Regions from separate parts of the Homo sapiens genome. Here region 1 is linked to region 2. Evidence: chromatin loops called from intact Hi-C (ENCODE). Cell type or tissue: dorsolateral prefrontal cortex. All regions are shown on one strand.

Region 1 (2,500 bases), 240 kb before region 2:
AGAGGATTCTGAATTACAGAATTAAAATGGGAATGCACACACAAAAATGTCACCTCATCATCAGGAGAAGCAACAAAGAGTCAGTGACAATATTGTCAAACAATTGTCCACTTTTAAAAACATAAATATGCTGCAGTCATTAAAGAGTAATTGTTTTCTCAACATCAATCACTGCTCTAAAGTAAATCTTATTTCAAACACAGGTCTTCAAACATACATTGACTTAATGAAATTAATGAATCAAGTTACTTATATAAATAACTTTTTACAGAAATAAAATTATAATTCATTCCTAATGGAATATAAACCCCAAACTATAGTTATTCCTAAGAATTTCAAATAGGGGAATATAAATGAATACCAGAACATTTTATTTCATCAGGTATGATAAATAGGAGTGAGTCAATTCGTGACTGTTAAGGATCTCCTAAGTGATTACTACTTACTCGCTGAAGCTTCACATTGGAAATACTTGTTCAATGTTTAGTCTCTGTGTTTATTTAACCATAAGCTAAAATCGACTTAAATGAGTTTCCAACTAAGTGGATCTTATTAAAAAATTGCTCTACAGGGTGTGGTAGTACAGTACCAGTGACTTTTCAAGAGTTCACTGCTAACTTTCTATCTTGACATAATTAAGTGTTAATATTTTGGAGACACGTTAGAAAGGTCATGCAAGTGAGTAGTTTTGGGCTGCTTCCTCTAAGATCAAGGATAATGTTTTCATATGGATTTCATTGGTAACATCTTTACTTGCCAGTCTATTTCATCCACATTATACATATCACGTTTGATAACGGGCACATGACGGCAAAGGTGCCAATTTGTTATTATTTTTCATCCTGGAAACTATCAGATGGGGGAAAAATAAGCCTGGTATTTTTCTATTCAACATGTTTTGCTTTTTATTCCTTCAATCTGATTTCCTGAGCCATACGGTTCCAAATGAGCATTCTACTTTATTTTTTTTTTTAATTCCTGCTATTCTCCACCCCAAGGCTTGGAGAAGGGGTAGAAAGTTTAACTGGACAAACTAATGAGAAAATGAGTTCTCAGGTTCTAAATGGGGTTTTAAATTGCAAATAGAATAAGTAAAACATCATATTCATGAATTTAATTCCTCTATTAAAATATCTACATTCCCACTATATTCCTAAACATATTCTGAATAATTTTAGAAACATTAAAACTTTAGCTATTTGGGCTAGTTATTTATAAAGAAGATACTGTAGTATGCACAAGGTGTGTCTTTTTCCTTAAGCTAAAATCAACTTAAATGAGTTTCCAGCTAAGTGGATCTTATTAAAGTTGCAAAGTGTATATATTGAGGAATGAACAGATCTCAAAAGAATGCCATAAAAATAAGAAGTCACCTGCAGAAAAAAAGTGATTTTCATTCTAATCAATAAAGGCAAATAGACACATAATTTAATAAGTAATATGAGCGTTTAGGTTTCTAAAAGGTAGGTTTTTCCAAGATTGTAAAAATGAAATATCCACTTCCATCACTAGGTGGCAGAAAATCACACACTCCAGAAGGAACAATTTTTTCTTTCCATTTTCACACAGCCAAATGAAACAACTGAGCTACTTCAACACAATAATGCTTGTGATGACAATTACTACTTAAATCATGCATTAATTTGGAGAAATGGTGTGATTCCAACACAGAGCTAATTTGCTTCTGGTGTGAGGAGAAATCAAATGACAAAAAGAGAAGCCTTCCTATCAGATATATGATTTGATAACTCCAAATGTTATGCTGAGGTGAAATACACCCAGTAACCTGCACACCAAAGAGGCCCATAGGTTTTAAGCATCTGCTATGAACTTATTATTATCACCTAACATGGTCTTAAGCCAACTGCGCCAAAGGTAACACTTTTGTAAGTATATATGGCAATTGCTTGTGAGGTCAAAATTATGAAAGAGTTTATTTAGCTGAAAAGGGAGAGCAATTAGTTTACTGCCAGGATAAGTTTTGTATGCTACAAGCATTAATGATACAAGAATTTGTGGAAGACTACATGGTACAGGGCTAGATGCTCATTTAATCAGGGAAAAGCTTACTACTGTGCTGTACTCTCCTTCACTATGACATGCCATGTCAAACTGTAATGTTTTGCCAAACTGTAATATGCTCTCTGCGCTACTCATTAATATATAGTCTTCCACAAATGCCTGTATTATTAATGCTTGCAGCATACAAAGCTTATCCTGCCAGTAAACTAACTGCTCTCCCTTTTTAGCCAAAGAAACTCTTTGATGGTTTTGACCTCACAAGCAATTACCATGTACACTATAAAGATGTTTCCTTTGGTGCAATTGGTTTAAGACCATGTTAAGTGATAATAATAGCAAACAATTACATAGTGCTTACTGTGGGCCAGGTACTACTTTGAGTGTTTGACATATATTAACTTATGGAACAAAGGCAAGTCCATTAAAAGGCATGGGGTAAATGTCTAAAATTTTGATTCTAATTCCCAAAACTTTGAGT
Region 2 (2,500 bases):
CCGAGCCTCTCACCTGCGGGCCACCGAGGTCGCCCCGCACCCGCGTGTCGAGCGCGTCGTGCCGACTTTCGTCTTCGCCGCCCGAGCGGTAGATGAGGCGCAGTGGCACGATGCTCTGGCGCTCCACGAAGCGGTTTTCCTTCCTCTTCTCTAGCTCCATCAATGAGGCGTCTCCTCCAGGCAGGAACCGGGAAAGGAGGGAGTGGAGAGAAAAGGCGAAAATAATGACCCTGACCCTCACTCCTCCATCCTGCAGTCCTACGTCTCCCCTACGAAAATCCCCACCGCCCCCTCCCTCTCGGAACCCAACTGGGAAGGACGCAGAGACACCAGCCCGAGAGCCTTGGACCAGCTCATCCGAGAGCAACCAGGAGCGGGGCCCAGAAGCAGGGCACCCCTTTCCCATTCTCCCCATTCCTCTTCAGAAGGAGAAAAACAGGCTTTGACCGAAGGCTTCCAGTGCATCTGCGCGCCTCCACACATATATTTTTGCTCCACTTCTCACCACCCTCCCGAATTAAAAAAAAAAAAAAAAAAAATCTCCCCGCGCACTCGGGAAATGGGGATGCCCCCTTTTCAATACGCCTGAGGGCTCCAAAGATTCCCGGGAAATGGTATGGCCCAAAGGCACAGAGGACGGCTAACTTACCTGCCTGGCCGCAGCGCGCCGGAGGGCAGGTCCCCAGGACACAGAGCAGCAAGAAGGGCACGGACACAGCCACTGCCGCCTGCATGGTGCTGCCGTCAGCCCGCCTCGCCCGAGACGCTCAGCTCCTCATGCCGGCGCCGCCGAGTCCGTTTCCCTCGCTCCGCGCCCCCGGGGTCCCCGCGGCCACCTCCACCCAGCCCCGGCCGGTGCTGCGGCGGCCGTGGCGCTGCAACCTCCACCGCGGCTCAGTGCTGCATTGTGCTTCGCGGACGCTTCCGCTGGCGGGGGGAGCGAGCGAGTGCTGCATTGGGCGGTTGGCTGTAGCTAAGTGGTTTCTAGCGCCTCCCACCTCATCCCCTGGCAAAGGCTCGGGCGGGCGACAAGAGCTCGGCAGGGAGCGAGCGCCCGGTGCACTCGCCCCCCGCGCGCAGGCAAGGGCGCGCGCAGGAGAGTCAGCTGGGAAATGTAGTTCTCTCTCCGTGTCCCGCTTGTCTCCACGACGGCACGGACCGTCGCGACCTCGTGACTGTGAGGTCCTCTATATCCCACAGACTGGAAGGGCGGGAGGGAAGGGCAAAAGAAAGAGATCAGCACTGGACCGCCTCCTGGCATCCGAGATGCACCAACTGGGCCGTTACAGCAGCCAGTATTCATCTGCATCGTCCTTAAAGAGCTGTTCTGTTTACCACAGATTAGTAGTTACTTAAGTTATCCGGAGAACCATACCCTCACGAATACAGTGCTAGTGAATTATTCAACAAATACAGATTGAGGATATACTATGTACCCAGCGGTTGACAACCGGAAGGACACGGGGATCAGAGGCACCTGTTCTTGGGTAAAGTTGAGCAGACAGACCACTTTTTTTTACAATACAGTGTGAAAAGTGTCATGGTTATACCTAGAGGACCATTAATTCAGTCCAGGGAGTCAAAGAGGACCTCCCAGGGAAGGTCTCTGCAGGTAATAGAGGGATGATTTAGCTTAACTCTACGGGATATTTTTGTTCTTTATTGCCAGACAGCCTCAAAACTCTACCAGATATGGGGAACTCAGTTTTCTCAGGCTGCTTATTCCATTTTCCTCTGATTCAAAATGATAGAAATTCTTGAGTATAAAACAATAATAAAATAGTTATCTACATAAAGTAATACTTGTATTTTTTAGTTTTTCAAAGTTCACATGTATTATCTGATCCTTTGGTCAAGAATTTGATTATAACTATTACTCTGATTTTATATTTATGTATGTACGTATGTATGTATGTATGTATTTTTGAGATAGGGTCTTGCTCTGTCGCCCCAACTGGAGTGCAAGTGGTGAGAACACGGCTCACTGCAGCTCAAGCTCCTGGGCTCAAGCCATCCTCCTGCCTCAGCCTCCCAAATAGCTGGGACCACAGACATGTGACACCACACCTGGCTATTTTTTGTTATTATTATTACTTTTTGTAGAGACAAGAGTCTCCCCATGATGATCAGGATGCTCTTGAACTCTTGGGCTCCACCTTGGCCTCACAAAGTGCTGGGATTGCAGATGTGAGCCACTGCACATGCCTACTCCCATTTTAGAAAGGAAAAAAATTAAGATTTAGAGGTGTGCCTTTCAAATACTGTAGCCAGTAGTTACTTGAGGCTATTTTTTTTTTCCGAGTGTTTATTATTTATTTTTGTATTTCAATCGCTTTTGGGGAACAGGTTGTGTTTGTTTACATGAATAAGTTCTTTAGTGGTGATTTCTGAGATTTTGGTGTACCCATCACCCGAGCAGTGTACACTGTACCCAATGTGTAGTCTGTTATCCCTCACCATCCCCCACCCTTTCCCCTGAGTCCCCAAGTCCAATGTATCA

Evidence for each region. A loop is a pair of places that touch in the nucleus more often than their neighbours do. Peaks named below come from ENCODE experiments on the same cell type or tissue, not always from the same donor. Only the 100,000 strongest peaks of a DNase experiment are listed, where the experiment ranks them.
Region 1: a loop joins it to region 2, with 6 times the contacts of the local background. A loop is called at or near these places in 3 of 110 quality-filtered maps.

The regions. Positions count from the first base shown.
Region 1 is chr7:88,168,928-88,171,427 of GRCh38, reverse strand. The region is part of intron 25 of ADAM22 (ADAM metallopeptidase domain 22); the gene reads right to left. Among named protein-coding and RNA genes, the nearest start is that of SRI-AS1, 46 kb to the left of the region's middle. In dorsolateral prefrontal cortex, CTCF peaks have their summits at 1,325 and 1,528 (motif pointing right); no DNase peak of the experiment used is centred here.
Region 2 is chr7:87,932,700-87,935,199 of GRCh38, reverse strand. It overlaps ADAM22 (ADAM metallopeptidase domain 22), which reads right to left and starts at 949. Exons shown (of 32, transcript NM_001324418.2): 1 at 650-949; 2 at 14-174. The coding sequence starts at 734. RefSeq lists an enhancer at 1-530 and a silencer at 637-1,046. In dorsolateral prefrontal cortex, a CTCF peak has its summit at 989; DNase peaks (open chromatin) are centred at 219 and 1,099; H3K4me3 peaks cover 1,735 bases; H3K27ac peaks cover 1,862 bases.